Regions from separate parts of the Homo sapiens genome. Here regions 1, 3, 4 and 5 are each linked to region 2. The links are chromatin contacts, found by Hi-C or POLR2A ChIA-PET in ENCODE. All regions are on one chromosome and are shown on one strand. The core of a region is the stretch at or near the end of the contact, and the rest is flanking DNA. Distances in the headings are between cores, read along the strand shown. Region 1 holds the start of PTCD1 (pentatricopeptide repeat domain 1). Region 2 holds the start of ZNF3 (zinc finger protein 3). Region 3 holds the start of GNB2 (G protein subunit beta 2). Region 4 holds the start of GIGYF1 (GRB10 interacting GYF protein 1). Region 5 holds the start of SMURF1 (SMAD specific E3 ubiquitin protein ligase 1).

Evidence for each region. Hi-C counts contacts between places; a loop is a spot of excess contacts on that map. ChIA-PET counts read pairs that join two places held with the same protein, here RNA polymerase II (POLR2A). Pooled maps may share reads with other maps.
Region 1: a pooled map shows a loop between it and region 2 (15-fold over the local background). The contact joins the promoter of PTCD1 here to the promoter of ZNF3 in region 2. A Hi-C loop is called at or near these places in 10 of 50 pooled maps. POLR2A ChIA-PET finds 5 or more read pairs at or near these places in 2 of 52 experiments (H1 and activated T-cell).
Region 3: a loop to region 2 is called in a map of B cell, with 4 times the contacts of the local background. The contact joins the promoter of GNB2 here to the promoter of ZNF3 in region 2. A Hi-C loop is called at or near these places in 1 of 168 maps with a recorded cell type or tissue (B cell), 3 of 37 single-sample maps with no recorded cell type and 11 of 50 pooled maps. POLR2A ChIA-PET finds 5 or more read pairs at or near these places in 3 of 52 experiments (A673, OCI-LY7 and RWPE1).
Region 4: a pooled map shows a loop between it and region 2 (6-fold over the local background). The contact joins the promoter of GIGYF1 here to the promoter of ZNF3 in region 2. A Hi-C loop is called at or near these places in 3 of 37 single-sample maps with no recorded cell type and 4 of 50 pooled maps. POLR2A ChIA-PET finds 5 or more read pairs at or near these places in 1 of 52 experiments (H1).
Region 5: a loop to region 2 is called in a map of CD4-positive, alpha-beta T cell, with 6 times the contacts of the local background. The contact joins the promoter of SMURF1 here to the promoter of ZNF3 in region 2. A Hi-C loop is called at or near these places in 1 of 168 maps with a recorded cell type or tissue (CD4-positive, alpha-beta T cell), 1 of 37 single-sample maps with no recorded cell type and 8 of 50 pooled maps.

Annotation. Positions count from the first base shown.
Region 1 is chr7:99,436,531-99,440,639 of GRCh38, reverse strand. PTCD1 (pentatricopeptide repeat domain 1) reads left to right here and starts at 1,842. Exons shown (of 8, transcript NM_015545.4): 1 at 1,842-1,948. All of the region lies in intron 2 of ATP5MF-PTCD1 (ATP5MF-PTCD1 readthrough), which reads left to right. It overlaps CPSF4 (cleavage and polyadenylation specific factor 4), which reads right to left and starts at 1,697. Exons shown (of 8, transcript NM_006693.4): 1 at 1,455-1,697. The coding sequence starts at 1,557. RefSeq lists a silencer at 1,403-1,702 and enhancers at 1,963-2,252, 3,549-4,074.
Region 2 is chr7:100,078,781-100,083,001 of GRCh38, reverse strand. It overlaps ZNF3 (zinc finger protein 3), which reads left to right and starts at 1,279. Exons shown (of 6, transcript NM_032924.5): 1 at 1,279-1,367; 2 at 3,346-3,466. RefSeq lists a silencer at 871-950 and enhancers at 53-1,034, 1,191-1,340.
Region 3 is chr7:100,670,623-100,674,989 of GRCh38, reverse strand. It overlaps GNB2 (G protein subunit beta 2), which reads right to left and starts at 1,250. Exons shown (of 10, transcript NM_005273.4): 1 at 1,067-1,250. RefSeq lists enhancers at 151-230, 431-640 and silencers at 1,071-1,250, 1,501-1,580, 1,591-1,720.
Region 4 is chr7:100,692,491-100,696,786 of GRCh38, reverse strand. GIGYF1 (GRB10 interacting GYF protein 1) reads left to right here and starts at 2,537. Exons shown (of 27, transcript NM_001375765.1): 1 at 2,537-2,677. RefSeq lists an enhancer at 628-1,431, silencers at 2,119-2,278, 2,719-2,818, 2,989-3,108 and a cis regulatory region at 1,970-3,463.
Region 5 is chr7:99,142,770-99,146,833 of GRCh38, reverse strand. It overlaps SMURF1 (SMAD specific E3 ubiquitin protein ligase 1), which reads left to right and starts at 2,726. Exons shown (of 18, transcript NM_181349.3): 1 at 2,726-3,108. The coding sequence starts at 3,054. It also overlaps a transcript of KPNA7 not described here. RefSeq lists silencers at 2,465-2,964, 3,105-3,434, 3,495-3,544.

The DNA.
Region 1 (4,109 bases), core at 593-3,092, 640 kb after region 2:
CATGCCTATAATCCCAGTACTTCCGAAGGCCGAGGTAAAAGGATCACTTGAGCCCAGGAGTTCAAGACCAACCCTGGGAAACATGATGAAATAGTGTCTCTACCAAGAAATACACACAAAAAAATTTGCCAGGCGTGTTGGTGCATGCCTGTGGTCCCAGCTACTTGGGAGACTGAGGTGGGAGGATTGCTGGAGCCTGGGAAGTCGAGGCTGCATTGAGCCATGATTGCGTCACTGCACCCAGCCTGGGCGACAGAGGGGCCCCTGTCTCAAAAGCAAACAAACAACAACAACAAAAACACATAAAGGGACAGACTCAGAGGTCACATGTGCATGAGAAGGTGTGACCGCCTGAGGGGAGTGAGGCTGCTGGGAGCGGTGGGAGACCCCGCTGGTAGTTGTGGGCGACAGCACACAACACTGGAGAGCTTGCCCGCCTCTGCTATGCACTGAGTGATTGTCAGCAAGTCCCTTCCCCCGCTTGGGTCTCAGTTTCCCCATCTGTGGATTGAACTCAGTGACTTCCACAAGCCCCCAAACTTTAAGGTTATAGCATTAGATTTCAAGTATGTCCAGATAGGAAAGAAGACACAAAGAAAACTACTGGTTTCTTTTAAAGTACAAGATATCCCACCGAGTAGGAGGTGGGAAGCCAGGAGCCACCATATGAAGGGGAGCAGTGAAGGGAGTTCAGGCCAAGGGTCCACACCAGCTGCTGGGTGTGATGAATAACTCAGAGTTGGGGTCCAGAAAAAAGTAGGGACGGGCCAAAAACTAGGGATGAGCTCCCAGGAGAGTGAGTCCTAGAAGGGAGTTTGAGAGTCTAGCTGGGGTCTCCTACAGAAAGGTGGTCCTTCCCTCAGCACATCTCCTCCAACCGCCTAGTTTTGATGAAATCAAGAAGAGACGCTCAACGTAGCGGGTGTGATATCCTAGTACTCTCCTGCAGTTGGGAGAGTGTTGAGGGAGAGTTCCAATCCAGGATAACCCACCCTTATTCAAGAATTAAGCGAACAGACAAGGTCTACCCTCCTACAGATTACCTTTGAACAGCCGCAGAGGGCCAAAGATCCGAGGCAGTGAACTCCTGAGTCCGAGTGAGGGTAAAAGGAGTCCCCAGACGGTGGAAATGGGGGCCTGGGAGTCAGGAGTCCTGAAACCAAGGGGAGCGTCCCGGGATCCAGAAGAGGAGGTCTCAGGATGGAGTGGGAAGAGTCTCGGGACCACAGATGAGGGAGTTCGGTAACTAAAGGGGAGGATCCCAGGACCCGGAGGAGGTGGGAGGGACTCTCAAGACCTAGAGGGAGGAGTCCTGCGACCAAAGGGGAGGGGTCCCAGGATCCAGAGGAAGCCGGGGGAGGTCTCAGGACCGAGGCGAGGGAGTCCCGGGATCACAGAGGAGCGGGTCCCGGGTTCGAGTCGCTCTTGCCCTCCCGCCCGGGCCCCGCGCTCACTGTCCATGCCGGGGAAGGGCAGCGGCTGCGCCCCCAGCTGCTGCTCCACCGCGATCTCCAAGTCAAACTTGATGTGGTCCACGCTGGCGATGATTTCCTGCATGGCGGCGGCGGCGGCCCCACCGGCCCGGCTCCCCCTCGGTCTCCTGCAGCCTTCTCGCCTTTACCCGCCGCCGGCCCCGCCGCACACACTCCTCCTTCGCTTCGCCTCGCCGCCGCCGCCGCCGCCGCCCGAGGGATGCCGGGAGCGCCCGGAGCCCGCGCCGGCCCTTGCGCCTGTCCAGGCACTGCCAATCGAGACTCCGCCGTTCCGCTAGTCCCAGCTAGCCGCCAGCCGAACACCGGCCTCGCCAGAAACCTGAAACCAGCCGCGTGAGTCGGCGACGCGGATTGCGCCTGCGCGCTTGGGGAGAGGGGGACCCGAGGAAGAGACTGGTTCGCCGCGGGGACCGGGCAGGGCTCCCCGTCGGAGTGCACTGCGCCGGACACTTCAAGTGAGTTCCTGTGTGATCCTCGCAGGAGCCCCGGGACCCGGGCCAAGACACGCCAGAGGGGAAGGAAGTGCCCGAGCCGGGATTGGAGCCGGGGGCGTCTGAGGAGGGAAACTGAGGCTGCAGAAGTCCGTGTGGAGAGGGGTCGGCGTTGGCCTGAGGGTCCGGGTGGGCCTCTGAGGAGGGGCGGGTCTCTCCGAGGAAGGACGGCCGCAGCGTGTCTCTAATTCAGGGTTTTTTCTCGCTCTGTGGCCCAGGCTGGAGTACAGGGGTACGATCATAGCTCACTGCAGTCAACTTCTCAGACTCAAGCGATCCTCCCACCTCAGCCTCCCGAGTAGCTGGAACTACAGACGCTGCACCACCACACTTGGCTAATTTTTAAAATTTTATTTTTAATTTTTGTAGAGACGGCGGGGTTGGGGGGGCGGGTGGCGGGTCTTGCTATGTTGCCCAGGCTGGTCTCGAACTCCTGGCCCCAAGCCCAAAGCGATCCTCCTGCCTGGGCCTCCCAAAGTGCTGGAATTGCAGGCATGAGCCACTATACAGCCTAATTCAGGGTTTTTTTTAACCAGGGTGGGGTAATGAGCTTGTGTAGGAACAAAATGCACCCCTATTTTTCTCTATGTGAAGTATAGCATTTCCTTTCCTGATTGCTGGAGCAGCCTTAGCAGTGCCTGAAACTGTGAGGGTGAGTGTAAATGATAGTTCCAGATAACAGTTTGTGCAGGGCCAGGCATGGTGGCTCACACCTGTAACCTCAGCACTTTGGGAGTCTGAGGCGAGAGGATCACGTGAGGTCAGGAGTTCGAGACCAGCCTGGACAGGATGGCAAAACCCCGTCCCTACTGAAAATATAAAAATTGGCCTGGAGTAGTGGCGCGTTCCTGTAATCCCAGCTACTTGGGAGGCTGAGGCATGAGCATGGCTTAAACCCGGGAGGCAGAGGTTGCATTGAGCCGAGATTGTACCACCCCACTCCAGCCTGGTGACAGAGTGAGACGCAAAAAAACCCAGTTTGTGCAGCAACTACAAGGTGGTATCTTAAGCTGTCACTTACATTTATTACTGCTTTGAAATTATGATAGAGTCGGCCGGGCGCGGTGGCTCACGGCTGTAATCCCAGCACTTCGGGAGGCCGAGGCGGGCGGATCACAAGGTCAAAAGATCCAGACCATCCTGGCCAACATGGTGAAACCCTGTCTCTACTAAAAATACAAAAATTAGCTGGGCTTGGTGGCATGCGTCTGTAGTCCCAGCTCCAGGGGAGGCTGAGGCAGGAGAATCGCTTGAATCCGGGAGGCGGAAATTGCAGTGAGCCGAGGTCACGCCTGAGGACAGAGTGAGAGACTGTCTCAAAAAAAAAAAAAGAAAAGAAAAGAAATTATGATAGGGTCTTGTTATTTCATGCATTGAAAATAAGCATCTATACTAGTATAGCAGAAATTTGTTTTTAAAGCATTTTGATGCCATTTCAATATCATTGCTTTTTGTTTTGTAATTCTGTGTATTGTAATTAATGCACGTAAGGCAGGGCATGGAGGCTTACGCCTGCAATCCCAACACTTTGGGAGGCCAAGGCTGGAGGATTGCTTGAGGCCAGGAGTTCTAGACCAGCCTGGCAACATAGGGAGACTCCATCTCTACAAAAAAATACAAAAAATTAGACAGGTATGGTGGTGTGCACCAGTAGTGCTAGTTAATTGAGAGGCTGAGGTAGGAGGATCACTTGAGCCCAGGAGTTGGAGGTTGCAGTGATTGTGCATTTGCACTCCACTGTGCCATCGCACTCCAGCCTGGGCAACATGAAGACCCCATTCCACAAAAAAGAAAATTACATAAACACCATGCTTGTAAGAAGGAGTGGCAGGGCTTGCCAGATGCAGAATGATAAAGGCCCCCTGCACTAGTTTCACAAAAGGTGCTGGTCAGGACAATCATCAATGCGTTACATGGACCTGAGTTCAAAGCCAGCCCAGCCCAAGCTGGCCAGTCTCACCCACTGCACTGCTGCAGGACCCCAGCAAGTCTCTCCCCTTGCTGGGCCTAGTTTTTTGTTTGTTGTTGTTGTTGTTGTTTTGAGATGGAGTCTTGCTCTGTCGCTCAGGCTGGAGTGCAATGGCGCGATCTTGGCTCACTGCAACCTCTGCCTCCCACGTTCAAG
Region 2 (4,221 bases), core at 30-2,529:
TCTAGAGAGACCCCCTTTGTAAGGGGTCTTACACGATTATTCATAAGGGGGTGGGAGAAGTGTTACTAGTAAGTATGTTCTGGGTGGTCCTCTAGGTGCACATGCGCAGTGGGTGTACAGGCTTGTTCATACATTGCATGTTTCATTAGCATCTTAAATTTCCACCCAGGGGCGTGTTTTTTACCAAGATAATGAGCAAAGGGTCAGTTTGAGGACAGGTGAAATCAAAATGCGCATGCTCCCTACAGGGGAAAGTCCCTACTGGAGAGCGCTCAGCTTGAATGAGCTCAATTACAATGCGAATGCTGGGGCTTACTGTGTTGACTGCGGTCACCACGGTTGCCGCGTCTCCAGGACACGGTCACTTCCTTGACTATCCCCGCCTCGCTTCCACCTGTAGCTTCCTTTTTTTTTTTTTTGAGACAGTCTCACTCTGTGGCCAGCCTGGAGTACAGTGGTGCGATGTCGGCTCACTGCAACCTCCGCCTCCTGGGTTCAAGCGATTCTCCTGTCTCAGCCTCCAGAGTAGCTGGGATTACAGGCGTCTGCCACCACGCCCGGGTAATTTTTTTGTATTTTTAGTCGAGACGGGGTTTCGCCATGTTGGCCAGGCTGGTCTCGAACTCCTGACCTCAGGTGATCCGCCCGCCTCGGCCTCCTAAAGTGCTGGGATTACAGGCGTGAGCCTCCGCGCCCGGCCGGTAAGCTTCCTCTTCTCTGCTCTCATCACCTGTACACGGGTTTTTTCCTCATGTCAACTCTGTGATGGACTGGAATGTTTTCTTCAGATGTGGGTAATTTAAAGGGGGCATTTTTACAAGAAACAAAAAAAACTCGGTTTGTTCGGAGGCAAGTTTTAAATCAGGGTTCATTTTTTAATATTGATGAATCCTTCAATAATTGTATGTTTACTGCTGCCCTTCGCGAGCCAGCCTGAGAAGCGCGGGCTCGACATCCCCGCGCGCCCCCGCCGCCCGCCCCCAAGGCCGGCGACGCTGGAGCACATGTCCTGAGGCCCAGGACCGTGGTCGGCCGCTTTCGCACATTCGTGGCCAGCAGAGGGCGCAGCCGGCCAGCCCCCGCAGCGAAAGATCCCCGAGTGCCGCGTCAGCGATCGCGCTCCTTGCCCTCGCCGCCTGCCAGCCGCCCTGAGTCAGCAAACCACAGAGAGGCGAGGACCTCCCATTTTCCTAGACAGAACAAGTGGGCGTTGGGGGTACGGGTGAGTGGCAAGAACAACCGACCCGGAAGCGAAACGAGGGGGAACTTCCGTTCTTTGTTCTGTCCCCGGTGTGTGGGTCTGTGACAGGGTCCAACAGGGCCTGGTCCGTGTCCGGTCCCCCAAATCTGTCGTCCCTGCCCCCAGGGTGAGTCCACGCGTCCCCGGGTCTCGCGGTGAGACGGAGGCTGTGGTCGCCGGGGAAGGGGGTGGTGTCTGTGCCACTGCGGCCCGCAGGGTCCCCCGGCCGGCCCGGAGCAGGGTTCGGGGAGGCGCCCCTCCGTCCCCTGCAGCCCGTCCTCTACTCCGCTTCCCCAGGGATCCCCCTAGCCTAGCGGGATCCTGCGTAGGGGTTAGTAATGGGGCTCCGGTTCTGGTTTTGTGACTTTAACGGCGACCCAGCTGGAGCGTTTAAAAGTTTCAGCAGAGCGGTAGGGGCGCCTCTCTCTTGAAAGCAGCTAATGACAGCGACCCTAACTTGGTATTTCTCCCAGACGTTTTTATTTGATGTTAACACAGTTATTCGCGCCCGTGGCAGGAGAGGAAGTTTATTTTTACGCAGCTGGGTCCAAGGATCAGAGAAATTCTGCTAAGCGTACGCAGTTAGCACGAGGGCTGGGAGTGGGTGCAGACGCCGATTCCAGGGGTAATCCTGCTGGAGCCCAGTGCATCGCGTGATACACCTGGCTCAGGCTCCGTTTTCAGTTGTATTAGATTCCTGGTTTGATCCTCTCTCCGGAAGTGGGATTGAATCCACATCGGTGTTTACACTCTGAAGGGCTTTTGTAAACTCCAGGAGAAGATAGCAGAGTGATGAACCTGAAACCGATGGGCTAATTAGAGGAACGAGCGTATTATTTTCTCCAGAAAAGACATCTGTGGAGAGTGGGCATCATTTGATTATACGTGTTTGATGGACAGTCGGGTGGAAGGAGAAGATTCTGTTATTGAAGCTCTTTTTTTAAAAAAATTAATTTTTATTTATTTTTGAGACTGTCTCTGGAGTGCAGTGGCGCGATCTCGGCTCACTGCAACCTCCGCCTCCCGGTTCAAGCGCTTCTCCTGCTTCAGCCTCCCGAGTGGTTGGGACTACAGGCGCCCGCCACCACCTCCGGCGAATTTTTTGTATTTTTAGTAGAGACGGGGTTCCGCCCTTTTGGCCAGGCTGGTCTGCAACTCCTGGCCTCAAGTGATCCACCTGCCTTGGCCTCCCAAAGTGTTGGGATTACAGGCGTTAGCCACCGCGCCCGGCCTTTTTTTTTTTTTTCCTTTTAAAATGTTTGTGTGTGTATTAAGGTCTTGCTCTGTTGCCCCCGGCTGGAGTGCCGTGGTGCCATCATGGCTCACCATAGCCTGGAACTCCTGGGCTCAAGTAATCCTCCCACCTCAGCCTCCTAAAGTGCTGGGGTTACAGGCGTGAGCCACTGCAGGTCGCCAGTCATTGAATTTCTGTGATGCACTAGGTCTCTGTGCGGTGAAGGTCCAAGGAGATAGATTTTCAGCGAATCACCTGAAGACTTCTAATGGCTCAGCTGTGCAATGTGGATCCCCTGCTGAAGTAGTTCGGAGCACAGTGTCTAGCAAGTTAGCTGACAGAACGTTAGAACTTTCTTACCCTGGGTGGAGGTGGACCTGAGAACCTACCATTCCCTTTCATCTCTCCACGGGTGCAACGCAAATACTAGTTGTGGTGGTGGTCTTAATTGGTATTTATTAGCATATAATAAGTATTCTCTTTTTTTTCCTTTTCTTTAAATGTCTTGATTAGAAATGAAGTTTAGGCTGGACTCGGTGGCTCATGCCTGTAATCCCAGCACTTTGGGAGGCTGAGGTGGGAGAATCACTTGAGGCCAGGAGATTGAGACCAGCCTGAGCAACACAGTGAGGCTGCATTTCTACAAAAAGAATTTTAAAAAACTCAGCCAGATGTGGCAGTGCACACCTTTAGTCCCAGCTCCTTGGGAGGCTGAGCTGGGAGGATCACTTGAACTTAGGAGTTTGAGTCTGGAGTGAGCTCAAACTCACTGCACTCCAGCCTGAGCAGCAGAGTCAGACCCTGTCTCATGGAAAAAAAAAGACGTTTGCATGAATATTTTAAATTCCTTTTTTTCCCCTTAATCACACAGCATTGGCATCAACAAAAGTCAGAATTCCCGGGAACTTGAACAGAGGCTGCTAAATTCCCAGTAATTGCTCCTTTGGCCTTCTAGGGACTGACTTCAAAGAAGGAAGGAAAGAATCAGGCAGGTAAAGCTTTCCGTGTCTTGTTCTTACTGCCAGGCCATCTATCTCGGTCCCCACGGGCAGCACCAGGGAGTGAGGCTGGCAACAGAGCAGGGGAAGGGCCCTGTCTGGACCTGAAGCCATGGGGGCACAATGGAGAGTTTTCTTTCTGTGAGAAACGCTGTTTACTGATCTGGACACTGGGTGCTTGTTCTCAACAATATGCCTTTGAGTTCCAGCTTCACTTAACCCAGCTGTGAGAGGGAGCTGTTGCCTTTTTCTCTGGAGTCAGACCTTTGACCTGCCTTTCTAGGAGTTTGTACTGAAAGCTGACTTGTTGAGGGCGTCAGCTCATAAATAGCTCCGGAGATTGTAAAGGTGGTTGATAAGAGGATATGATGGTTGGCTCTGAGACACCATTGAAGGGACCCTGCTAGGAGGGCGATGGTGGCAAGAAGGTGTGTCACCTTGATTGCCAGTGGCCTGGCTTGTGCCTGAGTCAGTGCTTTCCACTGTGTAAGGGCTCTGGTATTGGACATTCTATATCCCCTGCTACCCGAAGACCAGAGTTGCCCAAACTTGCGACTGACTTTCAAACAGGACCCCTCTTCCTTTGTTCTTTTTTTTTCTTTTATTCTCTCAAACATTCTCTTATCCATTCCTCTTCCTTTGATGCCTTATGTGAGTGTAACAGTCTGTAATTATGAAGCACATACTTTTTGCATTCCCGATTTTTTTACTCCTTGCAGTTGTGAGTGGCAATAGAGTTAGCCCTCAGC
Region 3 (4,367 bases), core at 1-2,500, 590 kb before region 2:
GACATTTCCCCTCCTTGTAAGTTCAGCTTTCTACGCCAGTGCCAAGGGGTGACCCTCAAAATCGGGGGATGGGGGGTGCGGGCAGAACTCCTTACTCTACCCAACCCCCAGGCCCGCACAAAGCCTCTTCCACCTACTAGCAGCCCAGGCCTGGCGGCACCGCCGGAGGCCCAGGGCAGAAGGAAGCACGGCTGGAGGAAGAAACTGGGGGCGGGGGCGACGTTCTCAGCCCTCGGTCCCCATCACCCCCCAGGGCCCTCAGCAGCCCCCAGACTCTAGGGATATAGCAGCCGGCGCTCCATAGAGAAATGAGGGTGCAACCGCCTCCGCAGGTCTGGCGGGGCTCAGGAGAGTGACGGGAGGGTCCCTGGATCTGGCAGCTGGAAGGCGCGGGCTGGTGCGGCGCTGCGAAGCGCAGTGGGCCTGGCCCTCCAGCCCCTACGACCTCCATTTTGCCTAAAAGAAAGCTGGGCGGGGGGCGGGCGCCTGGGAGCTGGGCTTGGGGTGAGGATCTGTAAAGGGAATAGGGCGCCGAGGGCTCCAGTTTCGGCGAGTGGGGCCAGAAACCACGGGCAGCACCCAAATCGTGGGTAGGGTGGAGACGAAAGGAAGGGTGGCGCGCGGCCTTGCCTGCTTCTCCCCGATTTTGGAGTTGTGCAAGGCGAGGGCCGGCAGGGGTGCGACAGTGGAGGACACGAGGGGTGCTCCCCGGGGGCAGGCGGGAGGGTGGCGGTGGGGAAAGGGGGCGGGGCGGGGCCTAGAGGAAGCCCGGAATTTAGCCCCCCAACTTCCGAGGGAGCAAGAGGCAGTCGGGGCTGGGCTGGGGTCTGGGGTCGGGCAAAAACTTCGCTGATGGTGCGGGGAAGCGCACGCACGGTGGGGGGCGAGGGTTCCCCAGTTCCCCTTCCGGGTTTGGGAGCGACCGGGCAAGAGGGGAAGGGAGCGGAGGTCTGGGGAGTTACGTCCGCTCCCAGGAGGCCAGCCCCGGGAGACCGAAGGAAGAGAGGTTCCCCTGGGGGAAATTGGGGCTGGGGGGCGAGAGGACTCCTTTTGCCAGCGAAGGTACCTGTGGCGGTGGGACTCTGCGGCGGAGGTCGCTGGCGGTGCGCGGGCGGCGCTGTCTTCCTCCGCGGCGGAGGCGGCGGCGGCGGCGGCGGCGGCGGCGGCGGCGGCGCGGATGGATTTCCTCAGTGGCCCCAGCCCCGCCGCCAGCGCTGCCTCCCCAGAGCGGAGGGATCCCGCCCGCCAGTGACGCGGCTGCCGCCGCCGCGCCCAGGACCCGGCTGGGCGAGACCAACTGCCTCGCACTTGGGGGAAGCCAGGAGACAAAACCCCACCGAGGGAGCAAAGACGGGCCCAGTCGCTCCCAAGGTTCTCACCCTACGCTTTGTGGACGCAAACCGTACTCAAAGGGTTTGCTTCACGGAAAGGAGTAAGACATCCCCCCTCTGGGACTGGAGGAGGTGGTACTGGCATATGAGGAGGGTGAGACCGCTCGCTGGTCACGTGATCAGCCTCCCGCCCCGCCTGGAATGGGTGGCTCCAGACTGGGAAGGGGAGTTCGACGCCCCAGTTCCCGGTTGGGCCACGCCCCGGCCCTGAGGAGGCCACGCCCCTCACCAGGGGGCGGAGCTAAAGAGACCTGGACGGGGCCGGCCTCGAGGCTGCTGGAAGAAGAAGCGCGATTCCGAGAAAGTCCCCGAGCGGGAGTGGGTAGGGGCTGATGCGGGCGCCCCGGGAATGCCATGAGAAGGGTCGTGTCCAGGCATTTCCTCAGCCTCGCCCACTGGGCCTTTGTAGACCCCCTTTCAGGGCTTGCCACTGAAATAACAACTCATTTATTGAGAGCCACACTTTTTTTTTTTGAGACGGAGTCTCTCTCTGTCGCCCAGGCTGGAGTGCTATCTCAACTCACTGCAACCTCCGCCGCCCGGGTGCAAGCGATTCTCCTGCCTCAGCCTCCTGAGTAGCTGGGACTACAGGCGTGTGCCACCACACCCGGCTAATTTTTTGTATTTTTAGTAGAGACGGGGTTTCACGGTGTTAGCCAGGATGGTCTCCATCTCCTGACCTCGTGATCTGCCTGTCTCGGCCTCCCAAAGTGCTGGGATTACAGGCGTGAGCCACCGCGCCTGGCCCGACACTTATTTTTTAATTGGAGTACAGTGACGCGATTGTAGGTCACTGCCACCTCAATCTCCTCGGCTCAAGTGATCTTCCTGCCTCAGCCTCCCTAGTACCTGGGACCACAGGCGTGCCCCAGCCACCATGCCCAGCTAATTTTTAAATTTTTGGTAGAGGTGGGGTCTTGCTATGCTGCCCAGGCTGACATATGTTAAGTCTCACAATACTGGGAAATTAAGTGCTAACATTCTCCCCATTTTCTTTTCTTTTCTTTTTTTTTTTTTTGGAGACAGGGTCTCACTCTGTCGCCCAGGCTGAAGTGCAGTGGCATGATCTCGGCTCACTGCAACCTCCGCCTCCTGGGTTCAGGCGATTCTCCTGCCTCAGCCTCTGGAGTAGGTGGGATTACAGGCGCCCGCCACCATGCCCAGCTAATTTTTTTTTGTATTTTTAGTAGAGACGAGGTTTCACCATGTCGGCCAGGCTGGTCTCAAACTCCTGACCTCAGGTGATGTGCCCGTCTCGGCCTCCCAAAGTGCTGGGATTACAGGCGTGAGCCACCGCGCCCAGCCTTCTCCCCATTTTCTAATAGTGGAAAGAGACCTGAGGCTGCAGAGTTTAGATATGAACCCAGGCAGCCAAAACTTTACTGTACATTCCAGTTTATCTGTATGAGCCTCTAGATGAACCCCTTCCTCCAGGGACCTTGCCTGTAAAGGGACAAGAACGTAGGTCTAGGCCTCAGTTTCCACATCTGTTAAATGGGGATGTTGACAGCATCTGCCCTCCAAGTCCCGGATTCTTACTGAGAACCCCATCGATTGTGGAAATGCTTTGGGAAGTTCAAGGCAACGAATAGCCTTCACTGAGTCCTTGTAATTTGAAAGTATCAAAACACGCAGCCATAAGAAAGAACGAGATGGGGCTCACGCCTGTAATCCTAGCACTGTGAGAGGCCGAGGCGGGTGGATCACTTGAGGTCAGGAGTTTGAGACAAGCCTGGCCAATATGGTGAAACCCCGTCTCTGCTAAAAATACAAACATTAGCTGGGCGTGGTGGCACACACCTGTAATCCCAGCTACTCAGGAGGCTGAGGCAGGAGAATTGCTTGAACCCGGGAGGCGGAGGTTGCAGTGAGCCAAAATCACACCACTCACTGCACTCCGGCCTGGGCAACAGAGCAAGACTTTGACTCAAGAAGAAGAAAGAAAGACAAAAGAAGAAAAAGTAAAAGAAAGAAAAGGAGGGAAGGAAGGGAAGGAAAGAAAAAAAGAAAGGAAAGAGAAAGGAAGAGAGAAAAAAGAAGAAATCATGTCCTTTGCAGCAACATGGATGCAGAAAAGAGAGAGAGAGAGAAAGAGAAAGAAAAGAGAGAAGGAAGGAAGGGAAAGAAAGAAAGAAGAAACAAAAGAAAAGAAAAGAAGAAGAAATCGTGTCCTTTGCAGTAACATGGATGCAGCTAGAGGCTTTTATCCTAAGTGGATAAATTTCTGCAGGAACAGAAAACCAAACACTGCATGTTCTCACTTATAAGTAGGAGCTAAACACTGGGTACTCATGAACATAAAGATGGGAACAATAGACACGGGGGATTACTAGAGGGGGGAAGGGTTGAAAAACTACCTATTGGGTACTGTACCCCAGGTGACGGGATCAATTGTACCCCAAACTTCAGCATCACAAGATATACCCATGTACATGGGTACATTCATGTGCACATGAGTCAGAATCTAAAAAGATGAAATTATATTTTAAAAAGTATCAAAACATACTCTTCATTTAGTCTCTGTGAAAGACATTACAAATCACTTTTCAAAAACAATTGTTTTTTCTTTTTTCTTTTTTTTTTTTTTCTGAAATGGAGTCTTGCTCTGTCACCCAGAGCTGGAGTGCAATGGCACAATCTCGGCTTACTGCAACCTCTGCCTCTTGGGTTCAAGCGATTCTCCTGTCTCAGCCTCCCGAGTAGCTGGGATTATAGGAGCATGCCACCAGGCCTGGCTAATTTTTGCATTTTTAGCAGAGATGGGGTTTCATGTTGGCCAGGTTGGTCTTGAACTCCTGACCTCGTGATCTGCCCGCCTCGGCCTCCCAAAGTGCTGGGATTACAGATGTCAGCCACCGTGCCCAGCCTACAATTGTTTTTTCCAAATCGAATATGTTATGAACATAGTAGTTGTCTTTGTAATGGGTACACACACTCACACACACAGAATGATCTGCCTGGTGGGGCAGGGAATTG
Region 4 (4,296 bases), core at 1,288-3,787, 610 kb before region 2:
TTGAGCCCAGGAGTTCGAGAACAGCCCAGGCAACATAGTGATACTTCAGTCTGTACAAAAATTTAAAAGTAAAAAATAATAGCTGGGCCAGGCACAGTAGCTCGTGCCTGTAATCCCAGCACTTTTGGAGGCTGAGGCAGGTAGATCACCTGAGTTCAGGAGTTCGAGACCAGCCTGGCCAACATGGTGAAACCCTGTCTCTACTAAAAATACAAAAATTAGCCAGGCATGGTAGCACACACCTGTAATCCCAGCTACTTGGGAGGCTGAGGCACGAGAACTGCTTGAACCTGGGGTCGGAGGTTGCAGTGAGCTGAGATCACGCCACTGCACTCCAGCCTGGGCAACAGGGTGAGACTCTTTCTCAAAAAAAAAATAAATAATAAATAATACCCGGGTATGGTGGTGTGCCACTCCCTGCAATCCCAGCTACTCGGGAGGCTGAGGAGGGAGGATCACTTAAGCCTAGGAGGTCGATGCTGCAGTGAGCTGATTGTGCCACTGCACTCCAGGCTGGGCAGCAGAGCAAGACCCTGTCTCTTAAATAAATAAAATAGTTAAAAAAGGAAAACAGACAGGAAAACTCCAAGTGCAGAGAAGCCTAGTGGTACTTGGTGGGGGAAACAAAAGTTGTTCCAGGTATAATAGTTCCTGAAGTCAACACTCTATCATGGCAAGACACCAGGCACTCAAATTCCAAGTCATGAACTTACCTTTTCCTTGTTTTGAGGATTACATTGTGTTGGGCGACAGCTCTTTTAGGCTTCTGGGAAGTAAGGTATACATTCTGGAGTAACTTCCAAAGAAAAAGGTGAAAGCATACGCGGAACTTTTGAGCCTTGAAAAAGTTCAGCGAGTCATTCTTGAAAAGTCCTTTTTTTAAACAAAGGGGGTTTCAGTCACCTCACATTTGCATAGCAGTTTCTCTCTTGTCAAAGCCTTTCACATTCACTTATTTTAATTCTTACAGCACTCAAGGAAGAGTGTGGAGTTGGGGGTCGGGGGTTGGGTGCAGAGCAGTGTTAACATCCTTCTGTAAGAGAAACGGAGGCTTTTGAGAGGCCAGGCGTGGCGGCTCATGCCTGTCATCCCGGCACCTTGGAAGGAGGATCCATTTGGGTCCAGGAGTTCCCGGCACTTTGGAAGGAGGATCATTTGGGTCCAGGAGTTCAAGACCAGCCTGGGCAACATGGGGGAAACCCTGTCTCTACAAAAAAAAAAAAAAAAAAAAAAAAAAAGCTGGGCGTGGTGGTGTGCCCTGGTAGTCCTAGCTACTCAGGGTGCTTGAGGCAGGAGGATTGCTTGAGCCCAGGAGGCGCAGGATGCAGTTAACCGTGATCGCGCCACTGCACTCCAGCCTGGGCGACAGAGCAAGACTCTGTCTTGGAAAACAAACAAACAACAAATACAATAAATTAAAAAAATTAGTTGGGTGTGGTGGCACACAGCTGTAGTCCCAGCTACTCAAGAGGCTGTGGCAGGAGGATCCCTTGAGACCAGGAGTTCAAGACCAGCCTGGGCAATGTTATGAGACACGCCACCCGCCCAGTCTTTACAGAGAATAAAAAAGTTATCTGGGTGTGATGGTGCACACCTATAGTCCCAACAATTCAGGAGGCTGAGATGGGAGGATCGCTTGAGACACGGGAGTTGGAGGCTGCCGTAAGCCGAGATCGGGCTAGTACACTGCAGCTGGGGCAACAGAGTGAGACCCTGCTTCAAAAAAATAAATAAATAGGGGCCGGGCGCGGTGGCTCACGCCTGTAATCCCAGCACTTTGGGAGGGCGAGACAGGCGGATCACTTGAGTGGTCAGGAGTTCTAGACCAGCCTGGCCAACAAAAATAAGCCAAACGTGGTGGTGTGTGCTTGTAATCTCAGCTACTCGGGAGGCCAAGGCATGAGAATCACTTGAATCCGGGAGGCGGAGGCTGCAGTGAGCCGAGATCGCGCCACTGGACTGCAACCTGGGGGACAGAGCAACACTCTGTCTCAATAATTAAATAAATAATTAAAAAAATAAAGAGGCTCCTGAGAGTCAACTTATTTGCCTGAGCCACTTATTTCACACATCCCAGGACGCCTGATGAAGGGTTCTGGATTTTATTGTCTCCTGTCATCCAGGCGGGCTTCCTGGAGGAAACCGGACCGCCAGGGAGGCCGCGGCCTCGGTCCCAGAGGTCGCGCGTCGCGGGGCCGGGGGAGGTGGGGGAGAGGAGGCCGCTCTGGGGCCGATCCCGCCCGCAGCTGGGGGCCCCCGTCACGTGACCAGCCGGGCGCCCAGGTCACGTGTCGGGGCGGGGAGGGGGGGGGCTGTCGGGGGCGACGGGCGTCCGGGCAGTGGCGCGCGCGGCACGCGAGCAGCGCACGAGGAGAGGTGGCGCGGGCCGGAGCCGCGGAGGGAGGCGGCGGCGGCGGCGGCGGCGGCGGCGGCGGCGGCGGCGGCGGCGGCGGCGGCGGCGGCGGCGGCGGCGGTGGAAGGGGCGGCCCCGCGGCCCCGCGTCCGCGTCACGTGGTGCGAGGCGGGCAGCCATCTTGCTACAAACACAAACACAGAGGAGCGGCCGCCGCGGGAGCGCCAGCGCCCCCTCCCCCGCTGCTAGCCGCCGTCGCCGTCCCCGGCCCCCGCCCGCCGCGCGCCGCCCACGCCCCGGGACCGGACCCTCGCGCCGCCCGCGGTAAGCGCCCAGTGGCCCCGCGGCCCCCGGCCCGCAGCCCAGCCCCGGGGCAGGCCCGCCCCCGACGCCGCGGCGGCCGCGCCGAGCCCGCGAGCTAGAGAAGCGCCGGAGCCAGCGCGCGGGCCGCCAGCGAGGACCCTCCCCCGTCTCCTCCCCGAGGCCGCCGCAGCCCGGTGCGTCCTCCCGCTCTCCCGCCCGCTCCGGCCCATCCCCGCCGCCGGGACCCTCCCCCAGAGCCGGCCAGCCTCGGGGAGGCCCCGGGAGGCCGGCGCCCGGCTTAGGGGGCGACCGCTCGCCCCCCTCGCACCTGGCGCCCCTCCCTGAAGGGCACGCCGTCCTCCCGGGCCGGCGCGCTGCCTTCCACCCCCGCGCTCCTAACGGTCGCCCCCGGGCCCCTGCCAAGCCCTGCCCTGGGCCGCCTGGGGGCCCCCGACCCTAGCGTCCTAGGGTGGCCGGGCCCCGCGCTTCCCGGAGTTCTCCCCAGCGCGCCTTTGGGTTCCCCTCGGAACGAGCTGGGCCTTGCGGTTCCCCAGGTCCAAGCGTTCCACGACTTTGGCCAACATGGAAGCCTTGCCCTCCACCCAGGCACCTCGCCTGGGTCCTCCTCACCTCTGTTTCCTTTCGCTCCGGCGATCTTAGTGCTGGGTCATTGGGGTCTCCTTCTTCCCAGTTGCTCGGCCGCGGGAAATACCTTCCTTAGCAGAGACTGCTTGTCCTCCCCGTCCCAGGCCAGGCCCTTCTCAGCTCATGCCCCTCCGTGCAGCAGCTCCCTGGCCACAGCTCTCACACTTTGCCTTAAAAAAAAAAAAAAACAAAAAAATTTCCGAGTAACTTTTTAAAAGCCCCTCGTCTCTCTTCTCTGTTATACAGTCATTACTCGCATTCCCGGTCAGACTCCAGGTCTGTTGCATCCTAGTGCTAGGAACTAGGAGATGCTACATAAAGACTTGTTAGCTGGATTGGATTTTTTTTTTCCAGCCACCCAAGCCTTACTTCCCTCCTGCCTCTCAAAGTGTCGTTCTGGAAGATCGTCAGCTTTCCCACCCTCTTGTGCACTGCCTCTTCGAGTCTATATAGAAGTTTCAATTTAGAACCCCGCCAACCCCTCGCCTTTGGCATGGAAACACCATCGGTGGTACCAGTAAGGGTCTCTCCTTTGCTGCCGACATGGGGGATTTGGGGTTCTTTCTCCTTCCCATCTTTCCTGTGCCCTTTGCAGACCTAGGCTAGCCACCCTCCACCAGGCTAGCCAGCTCCAATCTGATTTTCTTAGATTGTAGGTCTTGGTCCCCCAGCGGTCTGTCGTGCCATTGGGAAGGATTTGAGGGTAGACCTGGCCTTGGTGTCCCTGCCATTGCCTGGGGACCAGGGGCCCTGAGGGTCCCACGTGGTGGTTAGTCAAGTGGACCATGTGCTTAAACTTCTGGACTAGCTTTTTCTGCTGTTGGACACATCAGTCTTGTGTTCGTGATCTGATGCGTTAGCCCTAACTTTTACATCTGCTATTGGAATTTGGGAATTAAAGAAAAATAGCCCACTTTAGAGGAGAGAAGATGAGAGGAGGAGGCTAGATGAAGGATGTTGAAAGTCTAACAAATGTAAAATGGCTTCAAACTCAC
Region 5 (4,064 bases), core at 1,477-3,976, 940 kb after region 2:
TGAAAGTGTTCTGTGCACATTTAAGGTAGGCTGGGCTAAGCTATAATGGCTGGTAGCTTAGGTGTAGTAAATGCATTTTCCGTTGTTTTTTTTTTTTTTTTTTTTTTTTTTTTTTTTTTTTTAAGACACAGTCTCGCTCTATTGCCCAGGCTGAAGTGCAGTGGCACAATCTCGCCTCACTGCAACCTCTGCCTCCCGAGTTTAAGTGATTTTTGTGCCTCAGCCTCCCGAGTAGCTGGGACTACAGGTGCACACCACCACACCCAGTTAACTTTTGTATTTTTAGTTGACAGGGTTTCACCATGTTAGCCAGGCTGGTCTCGAACTCCTGCTCGCAGGTAATCCCCCCACCTCAGCCTCCTAAAGTGCTGGGATTACAGGCATGAACCACCATGCCCGGCCTCCGCAAATGCATTTTTGACATATTTTCAACATATTATGGGTTTATCAGAATGTAACCCCATTGTACATCAAGGAGCATCTGTACTTGTTAATGAATGAACAAAATGCCTTTCAGAAACCTCCAGAAGCAACCTCCTGACTCAAAGATTAAGGAAACAGTCAAGCCAACGAAGAACCAGCCGTCGGGGCGGGGAGAAAAACAACAAAATTAAGCAATGAAAGGTTTCCAGGTCAGGAACACCTGGGGATAAGAACAGGAGCCTGCACCCAGGTAAGCAGAGAGTGATGTCTGGTTTTGTTTAGAGAGGAGACTCTTTGAATAGGGGGGAAATACTAACGGGATTGGCAGAAGAATGGGGATTACTTGGGAGCATTAGAGACTGGATGGATTAATTCAGACCCAGGCATTCACTCTCTGTGACAATCATCTACAAATGGAAACAGCTGGATTGTGGCTCTACTGCTATTGCTTAAACATTGCTTATATTCTTGGGTCTTTCTTGAGGATAACTGAAAGAGCCGCAAGGTGCCATAGAAATGACCTAGGACCATCCTTTTATTTGACAGATGTGATGCCTTGAATCCTGCCCAGGAGAGACTCTGCTTTCACTAGGGTCATCCGAGGCAGGCAGGCAGGCAGGCAGGCGGGCAGGCAGGCAGGTATGTCTAGGCGCTCTAGGTAGAAGGCTCTGTTCCGAAGACTGTGACCTTAGGACAGGCACAAGGCTGCAGGGGATGGTAGCAATGGCCCAGAGCCTACTTTCCTTGGGACACACACACACACACACACACACACAGTATTAAAAGAATTTGTTCAAGTTGATTGATGAAGAATCAAATAAAAATAAAAAAGAACTTGTACATGAAAATGGGTAGTGGGGTCTGGGAGCGGTGGCTTAGGCCTGAAATCCCAGCACTTTGGGAGGCTGAAGCGGGCAGATCACCTGAGCTCAGAAGTTTGAGACCAGCCTGGCCAAAACAGCGAAACCCCATCTCTACCAAAAATACAAAAATTAGCTGGGTGTGGTGGCTAACGCCTGTAATCCCAGCTATACAGGAGGCTGAGACACGAGAATCACTTGAACCTGGGAGGTGGAGGTTGCAGTGAGCCAAGACCGTGCCACTGCACTCCAGCCTGGGTGACAGAGTGAGACCCTGTCTCAAAAAACAACAACAACAACAACAAGGTAGTGGGTAAAAAACAAGTTTGATAAACCTAGTTTTCCCTCTTTCTAATAATACCAGTTTATTTCTATAACATGCTAACAGAGAGGAGTTTGTTTGCTGGAGAAAGCGCATAATGAGCTTTTTCTGTGTGTGTGTGTGTGTGTGTGTGTGTGTGTTTTGAGACAGTGTCTAGCTCTGTCACCCAGGCTGTAGTGCAGTGGCCTGATCATAGCTCACTGCAGCCATGAACTCTGGGGCTCAAGTGATCCTCCCACCTCAGCCTCCCAGTACCTGGGACTACAGGCGCGCACCACCATGCCCAGCTAATTTTTGTATTTTTTGTAGAGATGGAGTCTCCCTATGTTGCCCAGGCTGGCCTCAAAGTCCTGGGCTCAAGTGATCCGCCCGCCTCGGCCTCCCAAAGTGCTGGGATTACAGGCTACAGCCACCGTACCCAGCCATGAGCTTTTGGTTCTAACCTGCAACCCCGGGAGAAGGGGAAATTTAGCAGAAGACATGGGAACACAAACCACAATGCCACTTTCTTGTTTGGTAAAATTGTATGCAGAATGGATAATAACAAACATCCGCCTCTCAACTTTATCCCTCCCTCTCATCTCGTTTTCCTTGTCCGTATATGGCACTTCTGCGATTCTGGCAACTTTGTTATGGGTCAGTGGAGCACACCCGTTGCACAGAACACACCTAAGGGCTTTGTCTCTTTGAGAAGTCCCTCCCTTGAACTTGCACGATCGAAAGCTCTTAACTGAAAAAAACTGGTATTGCACGCCTGTGTGCAAGGAGCTTGGTGTGGACACAGCCCACGGTTTCATGCAAACCACTCTTCAGTCACTCAGGAGCCCAGAGCCTCGCAGAGACAGGGGTCAAGACAGAGGGCGACCGCGCGCTGGGTCCCGGGGCCAGCTCTGCTCTCCCTTCCCGGGCTCGGGGCCAGACCCTCCCACCCACCGACCACAGGAAGGGTGAAGACCCCAACCCGCGGGATCCGGGCCCCGCGCGCCCGAGGCAGGCGTGCGGGCGACGTAGCAGCGCACCCCGCCCCGCCCCAGCGTACGTGGCGGGGGCGCGCACGCACGCAGGCGCGGGGGCGCGCAGGGCCGGGCCGGCACGGCGGCGGGCGCGCGCGCGGCTCGGAGAGGCGGCGGCAGCGGCGGAAGCGGCGAGGGCGGCGGGCGTCCGGCTCTGAGGTGGTGGAGGCGGCGGAGGCGGCGGCGGAGGCGGCGGCGGCTCGGGACTGGGCTCGGCTGGAAGCAGCGAGGGTCAGAGCGCCGCAGCAAGCGCCGATCTCCCGGCTCGACCATCCGCCTGCCGCCCGGACGCCTGGGCCGCGGAGTTTGTGTCCCGGCTCGGACCCCGGCGCCCAGCCCGGAGCCGTAACCTTGAGGCGGCGGCGGCGGGGCCGGGCCGGGCCGGGCTGGGGGGCGGTGGCGCTGGATCCGCGGCTGCCCGATCGTTGGCGGGAGATGTCGAACCCCGGGACACGCAGGAACGGCTCCAGCATCAAGATCCGTCTGACAGGTACGGCCGGCGGGAGGCCCACCCGCGCCCCGGCGCCCCCTCGCCCGCCCCGGAATTCCCCGCAGGGCGCCCTTGGAAGCGGCCCTCCCCCACGCCGGCCGTTGTCCCAGGACCTCGTCACCCCCTTCGGCGTGCGCCCCTCGCTTCTCCCTCCTGGCCCCGCCCCCTCGCCGTTGCCCGGCCCCGCCCCCTGGCCGCTCGCGCCCCCTCGGTCTCGCGTTCCCTCCCGTTCCCCCGCACCTGCCCCCTCGCATCTCCGTCCTGGCCCCGCCCCTCTCATTTCCATTCATGGCCACGCCCCTTGCATCTCCTTCCCTGGCCCCGCCCCTCGCTTCTCTTTTCCTGGCCCCGCCCCTTGCATCTCCTTCCAGGCCCTTTCCCCTCACCTCTCCCCGGCTCGGCCCCTTGCCTCTCGCTTCCCTTCCTCTCCCTAGCACCTGACCCCTCGCTTCTCCCCCCAGGCCCCGCCCCCTTGCCTTTCACCTCCATCCCTGTGGTCCTTTCTCTTCCCCACCTTTCCTCCCCAAACCTGACCCCGCCCATCTCTCTGGCCCCACCCCCTCGCTCCTCTCTGCTCCCGCCTCCTAACTTTCTGTCCCCGCCCCCTCGCTTCTCCCTGCGTCCAGCTCCCTCGCTTCTCTCTGGTCCCGCCTCCTCACTTCTTTCCTAGCCTGGGCCCTCACTTCTTCCTGGTCCCGCCTCCTCACTTCTTTCCTAGCATCGGCCCTCACTTCTTCCTGGTCCCGCCCCCTTGCTTCTCTCCTTTTTTTCTCCTCCGCCGTTTTTACCCCCTCCCTCCTTCTCCTCGCTTCCCATCCTCTCCGCCCACCTGCCCCCTCGCTTTTCCCTCCTGGCCTTGCCTCTGTTCCCCTGGTCCCATCCCTCACTTCTCACCACTTTCCCATCATCTCTCTTGCTTTCCTGTTTTCCCTCCCACCTGCTCCCTCCCCTCATCC